2 separate regions of the Homo sapiens genome follow, and region 2 is linked to region 1. Evidence: read pairs that join two places in POLR2A ChIA-PET (ENCODE). Cell type or tissue: B cell. All regions are shown on one strand. Links, peaks and the distances in the headings refer to the core of each region. The heading gives the core; the rest is flanking DNA.

Region 1 (9,401 bases), core at 5,516-8,015:
AATCAATCACCTTGCCCAGGGCTAGAGCTGGGACTCAAAATCCTGTGTTCAATCCAAAGCCTTGGGCCTTTTCAATGATTGCACAGAAAACACAAGCCAAAAGGCTCTAAGTATAATCAGTTCTTCTTTCCTCAAGCAAAAACACTCTGATGAAAACAGTCCTTTAAAAAGGTTTACGAAGCCACATTACCCCGCAGGGAAATATCCTCTGTACTCAAGGAGGTGGCCACCCTCCCCAGCATTTGCCTTCATTGTTTGTCCCACAGCTATTAAATCACTTAAAGTCTCAGATATTAGAGGTCATTATTTCCAGGACAAGCGGACAGCACGCTCTCCGAACTTGACCCACAGTCCACGGATTTGTACCATGCGTGGTGTGAGGCTGCCCTCTGCTGTTGTTTCGTGAGTATGGACACGTACTGCAACAGAATGAACTCGGGTTTGAAAACTTGGCCACTGCATTTTTCCCACATGCTTCAGCAAGATTAAGTCTGCTTGTTAATAAAACATAAAGAGCCAGCAGAGTCCATCTGAAATTAACATTAAAGGCTCTGGAGGGAGCAGCAGCTTTACCCTGATCATGATGCTCAGGGTCTCTTCATATCCTAAAGCCGAGCCTTCAGCCATGCAGTGAGGCAGAGCAATGTGTAATTTCCCCGGAGCCCGAGGCTGGGCTGGTGGGCACATGCCCTATGCCTGTGACATGGAGGCAGGGCAAGGTGGGTGTGCAGAAGAGAGTGGCCGTGGCAAGGCTGAGGCTGCTGTCTCTAGAAAGGCCCACCTGCAGGGCCGGCCCTGGGCTGGCACCTGGAAACTTTGATTTGGGGAGAATTCCCACCATTCCCAGAACTAAGATAAAGATCTAGAACATCCTGAAACCTAGATATAAATCAAACCCTAGAAACAATGCAATCTAGGAGATAGAGGTGCCCAACCCTCAACCTGGTGACCCCTGCTACCTATTCCAGCCAGATGCCACCTAGCCTCTGCTGAAAGCTCTCCTGCAAGGGCAACTCCACCTGGACACAGTTCCCGGCCTTCAGAACCTCTGCCTGGTGGAGAAATGACGATTCCAGAGGTGCGGGGTAAGATACAGGATGTACCGGGGAATGCCAAAGGCAAACCCTGGGGATGGTGGCCCACTCTCAAGTACAGAGGACAGCCCACTGATGGGCGACGCATCTGTAAACATTTCAAAAACTATCTATCTATCCATCCATCCATCCATCCATCCATCTATCTACCTATCTATCTATCTATCTATCTATCTAGAGATGGAGTCTCGCTCTGTTGCTCAGGCTGGAGTGCGGTGGTATGATCTCGGCTCACTGCAACTCTGCTTCCGAGGTTCAAGCAATTCTCATGCCTCAGCCTCCCACGTAGCTGGGATTACAGGCATGCGCCACCACACCCATCTAATTTGTGTACTTTCAGTAGAGACGTGGTTTCACCACGTTCACCAGGCTGGTCTCAAATGCCTGACCTCAAGTGATCCACCTGCCTCGGACTCCCAAAGTGCTGGGATTACAGGCTTGAGCCACCACGCCCAGCCTTATTATTTTTTTTTTTTTTTTAAGATAGAGGCAAGGTCTCACTATGTTGCCCATGCTGGTCTCAAACTCCTGGGTTCAAGTGATCCTCCTGCCTCAGCCTCCCAAAATGCTGGGATTCCAGGTGTGAGCCACTGCACCTGGCCTGTGTTTTAAATATTTTTAAAGGACTCTTTTCATCAGAGTATTCTTCCTTGAGGGAAGGAAAAGAATTTACTTAGAACCTTTCATCCAGTGCATTCAAGGTCATGCACAAAGCTTCCAAATTCCAACAAGCAAACGCGTGGCGGTGGGGGCAGGGGCAGGAAGGCCCAGGGAAGGAAAATGTCCGATCTGAACCAATTACCATCTCCTGGTCCCCTCGGAGGCATCTGTGGCTTGACTTCTCCCACGCCCCATAGACCCGGCACCGTGTAATAACTGGGCCCGTGTCCTCGCCTGAAAACTGGGGGTCACACGGCCTGTCCTGAAGAACTCTGATGTGATAAACACCATAGAGCAGCATCACATTTTCCTATCGCCCCGACTGCGTCTAGAGAAACACTTGGAGAAGATGGGAGAGCCCTATTTAGCACCCCCACCCTCTCCCTTTCTCCAGAGCTCTTTGCCCGTGCTGTGCCACTCGTCAAGGTTCAGGACACCAAGTCTTACCTTGAAACTGAGGCTTCACCTCCCAAGAGCAAGAGGCAAACCCACCGAACACATGCTTGTCATGGTCCTCGAGGACAGCCACACAGGGTCCCCGGTGAGTGATGTGGCCACAGAGCTGGGAGAAGCTGTGTCCATGGAGCTCAGACGAAAAGAGCAGGCACCAGCGGTGCCGCTGCTCCCGAGGCAGCTGGGCGTTGATGTACATGACAGAGAGGACATCCAGGATGCTCTCAAAACCCCTGCCCTGGTCCACTTGACGCTCAGGGACCAGGGTAGTCAGATCAAGAGACGAGCACAGGATGAGAAAGCCCTTGCAAATGACCACACTCAGGAATATGGCCACATGGGGGACCCTGAACACCCAGTCCTCGATCACAGCTCGGTCACAGTCATAGTCCAGCCACTGGGGCCCCAGAAGTCTCTTGCCATCTAGGGGAAGGGGATGGTCAGCATTAGTGGGGCTGTTATGTCACCATTTAGCTACTATCTAAACCCACACTGATCAGTGTGGGAGCCACGAGTCACATGCAATTACTGAGCACAGAAAACAGGGCTCGTGTGAATTGAGAGGTGCCGTCAGTGTAAAAGGCACACTTGATTTCAAAGATTTGGTATGAAAAAAGAATGTAAAATATCTCAATTTTTAAATATTCATTACATTTCAAAATTGTATTTAGGACATATTATTAGAATCAGTTTTCCCCTGTTTCTCTTTACTCTTTTAACATGGTCCCTAGAAAAGGGAAAATTTCACATGGGGCTTGCTTTGTCTATTGGCCAGCACTGATCTAAACAATCCGACTTCAACACTTTTCTCTCCTCTCCAAGCAGCATTTCAGAACCCCTCGAGATGGCAGTGCCCTGGCAATGGGGCTGGAATAAATGCCTGAGCTACACCTGGAGCCGCTCATCCAAGGGCGTCGGTCCTGCCAAGGTCACTGGAAGGGGAATGTTCCCAGCCAGTCAAGGGGCTGGTAGGGCACTTCCTGGGACTCCTGCAGTTTATCTGGGAAGTGCGGGTTTCATTCGCCACTAATCAGGCTTAATCATACAGCACTTGGAGCCCTATTTTCCATCCCTCACCCACTAAGAGTGGAGGTGACAGTAAGAGCGTGGGAGCACACACCTGGGACTCGAACAGCTGGCTTCAAACCCGAGCTCAGGAACAGCATGACCTTGCCAAGGTCTGGACCTCTGTGCCTCAGTTTCCTCAGGTATAAAATGGAGGTAAGGCCAGAACCTGCCCCGCTCGGTTATTACAAGGAACAGAGGAGCTTTTACGTCTTAAGCTCTTGCTGACACAAAGGCCCCATTTACAGAGATTATAATTCCCAACCTAGCGAAAATTTGACTAAGCTGAAATATTTTGTGTAACTCAGGCCCATTTTATTAAGCAGGAAATGTAAAAGTACTCCCAACTTCTGATAATTCAAAATTCCTATCATTTCTATTTATTTTTCAAACAGTTTCATTTCTCATTACCTATATATTACTTGAAATCTTAAGGATAATTTTAATCGTCTGAATTACCTTTTCTACTTCACTGAAAACTTTAATTTTTATTTTCATGATTCTTCTTTTAAAACATACTGATTCTAGATGGATGAACAGTTTACCCATAAGACGAATTACTGATACTTACTTGTAAAATTCTTTCCAAGTTCCAAATACCTCATCTAAACTAACTTCTGAAATATAACCTATTTTCAAGCTGTACTTTAAAATCTGGCTTTAAAACAAAAGGGCAACATATTTATAAAGTAAGTCTGCTTTGCAAAGTGATTTGCCACAAGGTTTTTTTTTTTAATCCCAATTAAATTTAAATATATACTGCTTCTCACCCAACAACAGAATACACATTCTTCTCAAATGTGCTTTAAACATTATCCAGAAGTGACCATACTATAGGCCATAAATGATGCATCAACAAATTTTAAAGGATTCAAATAATACAAAGTATCTTCTCTAAACATAATGAAATATAATCAAAAATCAGTACTAAAAGGCAATTTGAGGAATTCACAGGCATGGAGAAATTAAATAACACACTGTTACATAGCCAGTAGGCCAAATGAAAAAATCCTAAGGGACATTAGAAAATATTGAGATCAATGAAAATAAAAACATAACCTATCAAAACTTATGGCATGCAGCGAAGGCAGTGCTGAAAGGGAAATGTGCAAGTGTAAATGCTTATTTGAAAAAGAAGATCTCGAATCAATAACCTAGTATTCTATCTTAAGAAACTAGGAAAAGAAGACCAAACAAATTTAAAGCAAACAGAAGGAAGAAAATAAAAGCTAGAGGAAAATAAATAGAAACTAGAAAGACAACAGAAAATTAATGAAACTAAAAGCTGGTTCTTCAAAAAGTACCGACAAAAATGTGAAAACCCTTTAGCTAGACTAAGAGGAAAAAGGGACAAGAGACAAATTATTTAAATCAGTAATGGAAGTGGGGACATCCCTATTGCTTTTGGGAAAATAAGGATTATTTTAAAATATGCCAACAAACTAGAAAACCTAGAAGAAGGTTCGAGGGCTCACGCATTCTGGTTTCAAAGCTTTACTACACAGCTACAGTAATGGAGACAGCAGGTACCGCTCTACAGCAAAAGACCTGCATCACCGCGTCCACGCACACTTGCCTTGCAGCTTCATGTCAGAGAGCAGCTGAGCAGCCAGCACCTGCACCCGGGGGTTGGGCCCTGGGGCTTCCTTCCCAGTCCAGCCTCTCAGCTCCTGTCTGTGGCTTAGCACGTGCACCACAGAGCCAACCAGATCCTCTGTAAACTGTAAGATCACAATTTTACCATTAAAAACAGTTCCACCATATCCTGAGACCTATGTCATGCCCACATGGAGAAGGGCAATTTTCTTTAACACCAACTATGATGGGCCACAATGTGGGGAAAGGTCATGCAATGTATGTAGTTACTCGTTTTTCTAATGATGCACTTGGCTGGCCTAGAACTTTTCCCAAAGCCTTTGTCCAGGAGTTCTGACCTCATCCCAACAGTATTGGGGTTTAGGACTCCCCGAGGATGGACAGCTCCACAATGCCTGCTGTCTTCATTGCTCAAACCAACAGGATGATTTGCTGAGGCCCAGGAGCTACCCCCTCCAGAAAATCCCTGATCTCCCCAAATTTGGTTGAGATCTAAGGTTTATTTTGCTGAGTTTTACTTGCTTCCAAAAAGGAAGGCAAGTCTTCCTGTTTCCATAATGATAGAGGGCAAGCAACTGCTTTCTGGAGTTGCAGCTCGCTTCCAACAGGGAAGGGGAATTGGAGGTTTTCCTGCTTCTAAGATGGCAGAGGGCAGTCTGCAGCCTGGGCCCCACTCCTAGGAAAGTAGATGAATTGGGGTTTTGTCTTAAAAATTCTCCTGATGACTAAAACTTAAACAACCAACTGGTCTTCATTTACCAATGGTCTTCTCCTTACCATTAGAGCACTCAGTAATTGTACAAACTGTGTGAGCGTGTGTTTGTTTTGCTGAACTGTTTTTATTTGTGGCTTCTGTTTTTATTGTTTCAGTCTTTTTCCCACTTGGTTTGATCAACTCTACCTGACTTGGTCAAATCCGAGGGAACGTTCCAAATTATAGGGAAACAAGGCCTCTGAATTGGCTAAATTCCCATAGCTGGGGGAAAAAAAAAAAAAAGAAGGAAAGAGCAAGGCCACCAAAAGGAAAAAAACATTTTGACTGCCTTGAGGGGCTTTATTTCCATAACCTTTACTAGCCAGGCCCAAACTAAAAGACCCAGGGCAGCGGCCCACACTCTCGCTGGGCGGCTAAGTTTCTGCCCCGCCTTTTTTTTTTTTTTTTTTTTTTTTTTTTTTTTTTTTACCTCAACAGCCTGAGTTTGGTTCCTACATCAAAATCCTTTCTGGTTTGATATTTGTGTTACTTTTGAAATACCAGTCATTTTTGTCCCAGGTAAAATACGGTAGTAAAAGATTTAAAATGATTTTTTTAAAGAGCTCAATGGTTAAAGTCAGCTTAATTAAAAGCTAATCAAGATGTGTGTGTGTGTGTGTGTGTGTGTGTGTGTGTGTGTGTGTATTTAAAGGGACATAATGCCTTTTTGTCTCTCCTAGGGTCTTGTTTTTAGAAAAAAGAAGATTTATTTCCTTCTCAATCAACTGAATTTTTTTCTCCATTTGCTTCTGCGTGTCTCTCCTTCCTCTTGCTACCCTCCGCTGTATGAAGGACCTAAAATAATGTCTAAGAGTCTGGGATTCCTTAAAGAAAACAGAGAAGGTGCCACACTCGTTTCTGAGAGAAATTTGTTTCTTTACAGAACCCCAAAGTTATAAACAGACCAGTTCCTCTCAGCTCTTAAGCTGCTTTTCTACTGTGTTACCTGATTTTTGTCTAAAAAAGTTATTACTACACAGCTACTCTTTAATGAAACCAAAAGTTGGTTCATTGAAAAGATCAACAAAAATATGAAGAATCTTTAGCTACACTGACAGAAAAAAGGGAGACAATTCAAATTATTTAAATCAAAAACAGAAGTAGGGGGCTGGGCGTGGTGGCTCACGCCTGTAATCCCTCCACTTTGGGAGGCCAAGGCGAGTGGATTACTTGAGGTCAGGAGTTCGAGACCAGTCTGGCCAACGTGGTGAAACTGTATCTCTAAAAATACAAAAATTAACTTTGGGAGGCCAAGGTGGGCAGATCATTTGAGGTTAGGAGGTCGCGACCAGCCTGGCCAACATGATGAGACCCCCGTCTCTACTAAAAATACAAAAATTAACCAGGTATGGTGACACACACCTGTAATCCTACCTACTTGGGATGCTGAGGCAGGAGAATCGCTTGAGCCTGGGAGGCAGAGGTTGTAGTGAGCTGAGGTTGTGCCACTGCACTCCAGACTGGGCAACGGAGCGAGACCCTGTCTTAAAAAAAAAAAAAAAAACGTCTGGGCACGGTGACTCACGCCTATAATCCCAGCACTTTGGGAGGCCGAGGCAGGTGGATCACGAGGTCAGGAGATCAAGGCCATACTGGCTAACATGGTGAAACCCCATCTCTACTAAAAGTACAAAAAATTACCTGGGCGTGGTGGCGTGCACCTGTAGTCCCAGCCACTTGGGAAGCTAAGGCAGGAGAATGACGTGAACCCAGGAGGCGGAGCTTGCAGTGACTGAGATCGCGCCACTGCACTCCAGCCTCGGTGAAGGCGCAAGACTCCGTCTCAAAAAAAAAAAAAAGAAAAGAAAAAAGAAAACAGATTTAAATTTTTTTAAATTAAGGTTATCATATCCATGTAACATTTTGTATTGTTTTTAAAGTCCTTTTGCTGTTAAGTTACAGGGCTGTGATTCCTAGGGCTAAAAGAGACTTGAATCCTGCTAAATCTTCAACACTGAAAACAATTAAAGCCTCATTTTGAGACCCAGGAAAAGATGGCAATCAAACTGTGTTCACGAGACACAGGGCCTGAAATTTAAAATATTTAACCCCTCTAGGCCCAGGGACTATTGTGGAAGAGGTGGATGTATGAGATTGTAAGGGCCGATTTTGAGAGAGAAAATTAGTTCAGAGGTTCTCTGTAAATTAAATATTAATATCAAACATACACTGATCCAACACCAGCATCTGGGTCCTTGTGTCAGATTAACAAGGTTTTCTTGGAGCATAACCCACCTTTTCATTTAAAGAATTATAAAAGGTTATAAAAAGGTTTATACAAATTACATCTTATGGTCAAGATGATTAAAATTTAATAGATTTGTTTATAAGACTTCACAGAGATTTAAGTGGCCTCATACTGTCTTTATTAGGGCTTATTGTTTGGGAAATTAAGTCTCCTCTCTCAAAAAAATAAAGGTTTTTACCCTTTTTTTCAAAACCTTTGAGTTAGCACTTTGGCTAAATGACTTATTTTACAATGACCTGTGATCTTATTTTGTGATATCAAGTGTTTTATTTTATTTATTTATTTATTTATTTATTTTTGGAGATGAAGTCTGACTCTGTCACCCAGGCTAGAGTGCAGTGGCACAATCTTGGCTCACTGCAACCTCCACCTCTCGAGTTCAAGCGATTCTCCTGCCTTGGCCTCCCGAGTAGCTGGGACTACAGGTGTGTGCCACCACGCCTGGCCAATTTTTGTATTTTTGGTAGAGACAGGGTTTCACCATGTTAGCGAGGCTGGTCTTGAACTCTTGACCTCAGATAATCCACCCACCTTGGCCTCCCAAAGTGCTGGCATTACAGGCGTCAGCCACTACGCCCAGCCTATATCAAGTGTTTTAAACTTCTGATATTTGACAAACTTTCCAGAATCAAATTCAAAATTCAGTCCTTTTGACCTCAATTATTGTTTTGATATTAGGTCCCTTGAGCTCCAAGGGAGACATATTGGGCTTACTTGGTATAATACAATCATACAGGAAGCACTGTCAAATATGAAATGGTGTTTAACCATCTTTGGACCACATTTATGTAAGTGTGTTATTAGTATGTGTTCCAAAATTCTATGAGATTCCTGTGATTCTGATGTGTCTTAGTATATGTTATCAGTAGTAATTACTATTATGTAAAGTTGTTGTATGCCAGAGAAGTACCCAAATTTCCTTGTCAATTGTGTCTTTAACCATGGCTGTTCTAAGACTTTTGACATCCACAATTGTTTTACTTTGATCCTTTTATAGGGCAGTTTATAGTCAGCTATAGAACTCTGAAGAGTACTCTTAAATATCGGTTCCGATAACTTCAGAGATTGTGCTGTTGGAATAGAAAGGAAAACTTCTAGGACTCATAGGGGGCTGACGTATTCATGAGGATTGCCGATCCAATATCAAGCAAGCAAGAAGTTAATTGCGTGGACCGAACTAACAGATGACCGAAATAATCTTTTATGACATTTTGTTTACAACATTAGCTGTTTTTTTTCCAGAGTCAAGAAAACTTTCTCTTTTAAGCTATTTACAGCTTTTAACAATTAAAATATACTCTAGTGAGCAAAATTTAAAACATAATCCCTTTCTGTCTACCTAATTTCTCTAAAATTTGGAAACTATTTGTGAGTATTCTTAATTTATGGCAATATAATTATTTGCATACATTCAATAAGAATCTGTTTTCTTTTATAACAGGACATAATTGGAAACACTGGTTATTTCATGAAGGCTTTGACTGGAACAGCATTTTCAGATTACCTTGAGAAAATGAAGCTGACCTGTAGA
Region 2 (9,401 bases), core at 2,608-5,107, 220 kb before region 1:
TTAATGGGGTAGAATTTGCAACTGTGGTTAAGCCGTGGGTGATTGCACTGACCGTTGCAGCGGCCCAGGTCTGCATCTTCCTAGCGGCAAGACCTCAGTGGGAAGCTTCATTCTCTAGCTAAGCCTGCATCTTCTCATCATCCAAATGGGCAACAGTAGCGCCTCCTCCATTGCACTGTTGTGAGGGGTTCCACAGGGAGCCTACTGGGTCTGTAGCAAGCGGATCAGTAAATGTTGACCTCCATTATTGTTGCCAAGGGTAGAGCGTCAAAGGGTGACCCTCAAAAGATGTGTCCACCTAGAATGCCAGAATGTGAGATTTTCCATCCAAGTACTAACCAGGCCTGACCCTGCTTCGCTTCCGGGATCAGATGAGATTGGGCACGTTCAGGGTGGTATGGCCATAGGCCAGAATGTGAGGTTTCTCTTGGGGAGCCAGGAGAGCTGATATAGTTTTGAGTCCAAAGGTAGGAAATAAAAGGCAGTGTTCCAGCTTGAGCAGTCAGACAGAAGGGATTCCCTCTTTCTCAGCCTTATTGTTCTAGTTGGGCCTTCAACTGATGGGTCAAAGCCCACCCACATGAGGGAGGATGATCAGCTTTGCTCGGTGTACTGATGGAATGTTCATCTCACCCAGAAGCACTCTCACAGACATGCCTGGAATCATGTTTGGCCAAATGTCTGGGTACCTTGTGGCCCAGTCAAGTTAACACATAAAATTAATCATCACACTGTGGAATACTACACAGCTATGAAAAATAACACGATAACCTTCTATATAACAGACGTGGAGGGATCTCAAGCATGTTGTTAAGGGGAGGAAGCAGGATGCAGATCCATGTCTCTGGTGCAGTCCCATTTATATTAAAATGTAAAGCAAAATAGACCAGGTGCCGTGGCTCACACCAGGAATCCCAGCACTTTGGGAGGCTGAGGTAGGAGAATCCCCTGAGCTCAGGAGTTGGACACCTGCCTGGGCAACACGGTGAAACCCCATCGCTACAAAAAATACAAAAATTAGCCAGGCATGGTGGTGCATGCCTGTAGTCCCAGCTACTCAGCAGGCTGAGGTGGGAGGATTGCTTGAGTGTGGGGAGGTCGAGGCTGCAGTGAGCCATGATCATGCCACTGCACAGGTGACAGAGTGAGATTCTGTCTCAAAAAGACTAAACCAAACTAGCTATATGTAGATGGTGAGTGCCCAGTGATCTGCAGATGCTGCAGAAGGGGTTTGGGGGTGAGTGTGCATCTGGTTGCTAAGGGCCGTCTGAGGGTCCTCATCCCTGAGACACACCTGAGGAGCCCTTTGTGTTTCTGCTTTTACACTCTGGGCTCTTGCCGTGGTCTGAGCTTGCAATGCCACAAGACACACAGAGAGAAGCTGGGCCTCCAGGCCCCTGAATGAGCCATGCAGGAGCAGAGCGCTGAGTCTTGGCTCCCTGTAATGTCACCATAACATGACCACAATGCAGGAGACTGACAGTGACAGGGAGACCCCAGAAGAAGTTGAGCTTCCGTCTGGGAAATCAGAAGAGAGTGTCAAGACAAGGCCGGGATCCTGGAGGTCAGTGGGTTTGATTCTAAGCTCTGTTGGCACAGAAGTTGCTGTGTGGCCTTGTGTGTCTTTTTAACCTCTTGAGCCTCAGCTTTCCTCTCTGTGGAATGGGCTTGTGAGGATTTCATGCGCTGGTGAGCCCTGAGTGTGGTGCCTGTGGGTCGTGGGAGCCTTGGAGGAAGCTTGTTCCATGAAAAGGCTGTGTATGCAATGTGGCCTCCAAAAACCAAAGGAGGCCAGGCGTGGTGGGTCATGCCTGTAATCCCAGCACTTTGGGAGGCTGAGGCGGGCAGATCACCTGAGGTCAGGAGTTCGAGACCAGTCTGGTCAACATGGTGAAACCCTGTCTTTACTAAAAATATATAAATTAGCCAGGCATAGTGGCGGGCGCCTATAATCCCAGCTACTTGGGAGGCTGTGGCAGGAGAATCACTTGAATCCAAGAGGTGGAGGTTACAGTGAATGGAGATCCCGCCACTGCACTCCAGCCTGGGCAACAGCAGAGTGAGACTCCATCTCAAAAAAAAAAAAAAAAAAAAAAAAAGGCAAAGGAGCCGAGACACCAAAGAGCAAGGCAGACAGATTGAGTTTGTGGATAAAGCCTGTCTTACGGGGGGAGCTTGCAGACAGAAGCATGGTCTTGGAGGCAGCAGGACGGGTAGATCTCTGTCCCTGTTACCCCCAGACCCAAGGCTTATCGACTGTGTTAGTCTGTTCTCATGCTGATAATAAACACATACCCAAGACTGGGTAATTTATAAAGGAAAGAGGTTTCATGGACTCACTGTTCCACATGGCTGGGGAGGCCTCACAATCATGGCGGAAGGCAAATGAGAAGCAAAGTACATCTTACATGGCAGCAGGCAAGAGAGACTGTGCAGAGGAACTCCCATTTATAAAACCATCAGATCTTGTGAGACTTACTCACTACCATGAACACAGTAGGGGGGAAACAGCCCCATGATTCAATTATCCCCACCTGACCGTGCCCTTGACATGTGGGGATTATTACAATTCAAGGTGGGATTTGGATGGGGACACAGAGCAAAACCATATCATCTACCACAGGGGAAGGGGGTACATGCTCCAGTAAGACAAAGGCAACCCTCCTAACAGGCAAGAATGTCGTGTGTGCCATAGCTTAGAATTTGTCCAATGATATCAAGGTTGTCATGTTCTTACACTAGGGATAGTAAATAAAATAGGCAGCAAGAGGCATTCCTAGGACTGGAGACAATCAGAAATCAACATGGCAGATTAGCATCCAAGATGGAGTCACCGCTGTCTCTGCAAGCTCAAGGGTCCTCCCCTCTGCTCCCTCCTCAAAGGCAGATGCCGATTTGGGGGTCAAGTCCCCAAACATAATCAGCCCTGTTTCTACACCATAGCCTGTTAATAGAAGGGCACTTGGGATGTAGTGGGAAGCTAAACTTGGCAAGAGCACTGTCCCTTGTTTTCTTGGCAGGCTTTTTCTCAGGCTGTCTTTAGAGAAGTAAGGTTGGGGTGCAGTGAGGCAATCTTGGCTCACTGCAACCTCTGCCTCCCAGGTTCAAGTGATTCTCCTGCCTCAGCCTCCCCAGTAGCTGAGACTACAGGCGCCTGTCATCACACCTGGCTAATTTTTGTATTTTTAGTGGAGACGGGGTTTCACTGTGTTGGCCAGGCTGGAGTGCACTGGCACGATCATGGCTCACTGCAGCCTTGAACTCCCCAGCTCAAGCCATCCTCCCACATCAACCTCCTGAGTAGCTGGGACTATGGGCAGGTAGACCTGGCTAGGTTTTTTTATTTTTTATTTTTTGTAGAGTACAAGGTCTCCCTATGTTGCCCAAGCTGATCTCAGACTCCTGGCCTCAGGTGATCCTCCTACTTTGACCTCCCAAAGTGTTGTGATTACGCGTGTGAGCCACTGTGGCCAGGCTCGTTTTGCTGTTTGAGACTCCAATACTGGCCCTGTGTACAACTGAGAAAGCTGAGGCCTGGAGGGCATGGGGACTTCATCTCAGTCATGCAGCCTCCAGGTGATAGAATCAAGAGGAAAGTAGAGTCCCCTGGATTCCTGGTCCAGTTCCAATGTTTCTGTCCTCCTGCCACAAATTCACACAGAACATGGAGGGCACATGGTCCTGGCATGGAGGAGGGAGTTGATTATAATGGGTGTCAGTTCTGCAGGATTTCTGTTTAGAGGCGAGTTTCCTATGTGTTTATTTCTTATGTGCTCTGCTAATATTTCTTGTCCAGTGGTTTATTAAGCAAAGTGTACCAGATGCTCCCAGGATTATCTCGCCCTCTGTCCTCATGGCTCTGACAGCCTCTGGCTTTAATCAGCTTCCTGACTGCAGCAGGCCCAAGAGATTCCATGACCCCATTGAGCCAATTCTCTCTTCTTCCACAGTAATATAACATTAGCTGTCCACCTCCCAACCCCCAGAATAAAGACTACATTTCCCAGCCTCCCTTGCAACTAGGTGTGACCATGTGACCACATTGTGGCCAATGGGATGTTAGTGGAAGGTCATGGTGGTGGCATCTGGGGATCTTACTGGCTGGCAGGCAAGTGCCCTCTGCCCCTCCCCTCTCCACAGTGTCTGTAGCTGTCCCCTTGGACCCAGAGGACGAGTTCAAACGTTAGAGAAGTGGAGCCGAACTGCCATCTAGCCCCAAACTGCTAATGTTTGTCCATTTGTGTCCAAGTAAACCAAACGACTGTCCAGTTTAGGTCACTTATTTTAGGGTCACCATTCCTTGCAGGCAACCCCAATCCTAACTGAGGAACCAGGCAGTGACAGTGACTAACTGTACGTCAGGTTCTCTCTCTAAACTTGTTAACCCTCGAAACAATCCTATAAAGCAGGGCTCTCCTGCTCAGATGGATTTGCCGCCCAGGGGACAGCAGGCAATGCCTCGAGATGTGTGGATCATCCTGACTGGGGAGGAGGTTCCACTGATAGCCAGAGGGTAGAAGCTGGGATGCTGCTATACATTCTATGATGTTTGAACAGCACCCACAACAAAGAATAATCTGTTTTCTCAGGTCCACAGTAGTGAGGTTGAAAAGCTCTGTTGTATTGTTTTGTTTAAAACTAAGAAAATTAGTTTGATCTTACAAAAGGCTGAAGTCACTTGCCTGTGATGACAAGACTTGTAGGTGGCAGATTGGGATTGAGACCCAGGCAGTCTTTGTCTAGAGGTGAGGGTTGATGTGCACCAGGAGGCAAGGCATGGGTTGCCTTCAGTATCTCCCCAACATTCTGCATGCTCTCACCTCATCCAGAGGAGTCTGACAGCTTCGGGAGGTCCTGACTCTGCCATTCCCTGGATGATTGACCTTGAGCTGGTCACATTCCCTCTTGGAGCCACAGTTTCTTCTGCTCTACAAATGGAGGGGGTGAGGAAGCCACATCCCTGTTGAGAGTATTGGTGGGCCCAGTGCAGCGCCTCTACAGTATGACATTCACTGGGCCATAGGTCTCAGAGCCCCCTGCTGTCCAGGGTTAACCCTTTGGTTGTCAGACCATAGGCAGTCAGGGGCGAGGGCGCAGGGAAGCTGGGCACTTGGGATGCAGTGGGAGAGGCTGTTTGCTAATTGGTATGGAAGGGTGCTTTCACCTGTTTGGGCTACATGGCCATTCTGGTACACATCAGCCACGTGTCAGCATGGGCAGAGAGAAGTAGAAATTGCTGAGGTCAGGGAGGGAACCTGGCCTCATTTGGAAGAAGGAATCTGAAGAGCCAGTCTCTCCTTCAGCGTTCAATGTGTCCAGCTCACTTTGGGTTTAAATAAGTTAAAACACATCCACAATTAAGATGAACTGTCTACAGAGATGAAGGGTGAGAGGTGACGCCTGCTGGGCATGACCCACCTTAGACCTGGAGATTTGCTAGAAGACTCTCCTCCCATGGCTCTGTGGAAGGTGCATTGTCATTTGCCCCTATTCTCCAGATGAGGAAACTGAGGCCCAGAGAGACTTAATATCACTGTCAGGATTCTGCAGCTGGTAGGTGAACTCAGGAGTTAATTTACAACCACCCATTAGAAGGCACGTGGGTGGGGTTTAGGGGCCTGAGGCCATCCCAGATTTGTGCCGTTAGGCAACTCCTAACACCCAGAAAACAACAACAACAACAACAAAACCTGGACAAGGACCTAGCCTCAGTGTGCATTTGGCTCGCCAAGGTCACTCATCTGGCCTCGGCACACAAATTGCTCCAGGGCAGAGGCAGACACCTGGCATTTCTATTTCCTGCCACCTTCTTCACCTTGACCCCAGGAGACCCGCCTGCCTTATCTGTACTCCCTGGCTGGCGCCCTGTGTCAGCACCATCCCTGGGGTCTTTGTGCCCCCAGCCCCGTCCCTCGCCACTCCAACGTGTCAGGCAGGGTTAAGCCACCCCCGGATTATGGAGGTGCTAATGATTTGATATCTCAGCCAGGGATTTAACTGATCTCCTAGCTCAGCTGGAAAAATTCCCTCCCTCAAATAGCTGTTTTATCTTTTAGCTCCTGCCGCCACTTTAATCACACTAAGTCCTCATCAGATGCCACAAATGAGAGATTTAAAAAAAAAAAAAAAGGTAAGAAATTGGGACCAGGCTGGGTTTTCTCTCTGGACTCTTTGGAACACGGTTGCATATTATCACCCTCCGAATCGTCAGCTTTCACCTGGAGATTAAAGGGAGTCCCTCAAGACCACTTGAAATGAACAGTGTGGCACACAGCAGCTTAATCTCCTCAGTGTCATGAAATCTGGGTTTTATGGGGCATCGCGCCCTCCAGCCTCCCATTTTCCTTCTCGGGCCATCAGTCCCCTTCGCTAAAATGGTGCTCTGGGAAAATTCATGCCTCCACAAAGTGGCTAATGGACCGTGAAGCCATTTCAAAACGTAACTAGAATGCCACGTGTGCAAACATTAACCTTCTGCATTAGGACACCACTGACTCGATTCAGGGCTTTACAGGTTCCAGGAGCTTGTAAAGTGAATGCTTCTGTTTTTACTTCTAATATAAGCTTCACTTTAGTAAAACTGGAAACTTTTTAACTTTTAATATAAATTATAAATATGTATATATATTTTTACCTTTATCACAAACTTGACCTTAATAAAATTGAAAAACCAGAAGATAACACAATATAACTAATATGTGATTCAAAGAGTTTCTAGAGGCTGGGTGCGATGGCTCATGCCTGTAATCCCAGCATTTTGGGAGGCTGAGGCGGGTGGATCTCCTGAGGTCAGGAGTTTGAGACTAGCCTGGCCAACATGGCTACTACTAAAGATATAAAAATTAGCCAGGCGTGGTGGCACATGCCTGTAATCCCAGCTACTTAGGAGGCTGAGGCACGAGAATCACTTGAACCCGGGAGGCAGGGGCTGCAGTGAGCCAAGATCATACCACTGCACTCCAGCCTGGGTGACAGAGCAATACTCTGTCTCAAAAAAAAAAAAAAAAGTTTCTAAAGGCCGGGAGTAGTGGCTCACGCGTGTAATCCCAGCACTTTGAGAGGCCAAGGTGGGTAGATCCCTTGAGGTCAGGAGTTTGAGAGCAGCCCTGTCAATAATGTGAAACCCTGTCCCTACTAAAAATGCAAAAATTAGCTGGTATGCTACCATGCCTGGCTAATTTTTGTATTTTTTGTAGAGATGAGGGTTTCACCATGTTGCCCAGGCTGGTCTCGAACTCCTGACTCAAGCAATCCACCGGCCTTGAAGTTATACACCCTCTACATGTATATGTATGTTATACTTTCATTTAAAAAAATTCTTGAAGTCACCACACTGCACCTGGTCAGTGTTAGACTGCGCCCTGTTGTGTTATACTCACCTGTCTTGTACATTTCTGTCTGGCCTCACCCCACAGGCACGCACATCTGTGACTTCTGGAATAGATGATCTTGAGAGCATTCCCTAACTGGAATATCCTTTGTTTCTTGTTTCTGCTGCCTGAGAACAGGTCCGGGTCAAATCATTCACGACTGTAGCCCACATAGTGGAGATGCATTTTACAGCCATTTGTTTAAGTGGGTCAGGTCCCTTCTGTGCCCAAGCCATAGTCCACGCAGGATGGTGTACACACATCTGGACGGAGTCACTTCTCTGGTCTCCTTCACCTGTCCCCAGGACTCCAGGGCCAGCTGCTCCGGGTGAGTGGAAGACATCAGCCTGCCCCACCCCCATGTTCCCCAGCCAGCAGGACCAGGGAGCAACACCAGATGGGCTGCAGACACAGAAGGATGAGACTGGGAGGCGCAGACAGTTGTGTCTCTGGACAGTGTGGGGATGCAAGCGTGGTGTGGACTTGGGGCGCAGTTGATGACGTGGGGAAAGTCAAAAGGAACGATTGTCCTCTTGGCTGGTCCAGAGTTAAAAAACTGGCAGCCAACGATTGACCATCTTCTTTTGTGAGGTACTTTTATTTAATCCTCACGAGAAATCTGGTACCTAGGAATCACCTTCCCTACTTTTCAGATGGGGAAACTAAGGCTGAAAGATGAACCAAGCATAACAATGATTTGTGATAGTCTCACGATCCTGTGGGTTGGCTGGGGCTCAGCTGGGTCGTCTGCTGGTGTCACCTGGGCCCAGCCACACAGCTGGGAGTTTGTCAGCAACTCCACTGGGTCTGGAACGTCCAGGGTGGCCTCGCCCATGAGGCGTCTCCACAGAGCATCTCATGGTTTAGTAGTCCTGGACTTCCTCACAGCATGGCGGCCGGGGTCTGAGAGAGGAGATGAGAGCTGCTGTCTTCTAAGGCCTGGGCTCCCTGAATTCTATTGCTCAAGGCAAGTCACAAGGCCAGACCAAGGAGAGGAGAGAAGAGCACCGATTCTTGGTGTCCGGACTGGCAGGCGCATACAGGATTAGGAGGAATTTTCGGTGGCCCTATTTGGAGACAATCTTCGAGGCAGGCGATTATGATGCAGAAGTTAGATGCTATGATCAGAGCACCAGCCGTGTGAGAGCTCAGAGGGGGAGGCAGCAAACCTTGCCTGGTAGTGGAGAGCTTTCTTGAGGAAGTGTGGACTCATCTGGGGTGTCTCTAGAGTGTAGTGGTAAGAGGAGGACTCTGGAGTCAGACTGCCTGGGTTCAAATCTCTATTTCAATTGCCAAGCACTTGGGCCAGTTACTGGAGCTCTCTGCCTCAGTTTCCTCATCTGTACAATGGGCATAACAATAAATCCTACTTCGCAGATCATAAGGATCCAATGGCATTTGCCTGTGAAACATTTAGCACTGTGTCTAGCACATGGTAAGTTCTCAGATGTTCACTGTTGTTGCCATTATTACTGTTAATGATGGTGATGATGATGTTGATGAGGAAGATGAGGATTGTCCAGGCTGAGAGGGATAGGGAAGAGTGTTCTGAGCACAGGGAACAGTCTCTGCTCAAGCCAGGAGCTGAGAGAACCTGTTGCTTGGAAGGAATGGAAAGGAAGCCCATCTAGTAGAAGGGCAGAGTTTGGAGAATGGTTGTCACAGTCTCGAAAGGTAGGTTAGGGACCGGGTTAATGCCCCATTGCTAGCCACAGTGGAAGGGCTTGGAGAGAGCAAGGGTGGGGATGGGGCAGCCAGCATGGAAGTGAGAGAGAAGAGGGCTGGGACTTGTTGGTGGCAGAGAGAGTGGGGTAGCTTGGGAGAGCATGAGAGCTACAGGAGAAGCTCAGCATTTGATGGGGGTGGGGGTGAAGGCAGGATCCTGGATTCCTCCTGGGTTTCAGGTCTAGGGGATGGAGTAGATCCTTCAGGAACATGGACAATACAGAAGGACCAGCTTTGGGCTGGAGATTGGGAAGATGTTGTGTTTGAGGGACCAGCGGGTCTTCCATGAGGGGACAATTGAGACAA

What was found. Peaks named below come from ENCODE experiments on the same cell type or tissue, not always from the same donor. Only the 100,000 strongest peaks of a DNase experiment are listed, where the experiment ranks them.
Region 2: POLR2A ChIA-PET joins it to region 1 with 6 read pairs; 6 of 35 experiments call an interaction of 5 or more read pairs at or near these places.

What each region holds. Positions count from the first base shown.
Region 1 is chr16:84,484,430-84,493,830 of GRCh38, forward strand. It overlaps MEAK7 (MTOR associated protein MEAK7), which reads right to left. Exons shown (of 8, transcript NM_020947.4): 4 at 4,849-4,993; 5 at 2,202-2,630. Among named protein-coding and RNA genes, the nearest start is that of MEAK7, 16 kb to the right of the region's middle. In B cell, for the core only: no CTCF peak of the experiment used is centred there; no DNase peak of the experiment used is centred there.
Region 2 is chr16:84,262,520-84,271,920 of GRCh38, forward strand. It overlaps the pseudogene RNA5SP433. Among named protein-coding and RNA genes, the nearest start is that of KCNG4, 27 kb to the left of the region's middle. In B cell, for the core only: no CTCF peak of the experiment used is centred there; a DNase peak (open chromatin) is centred at 4,052.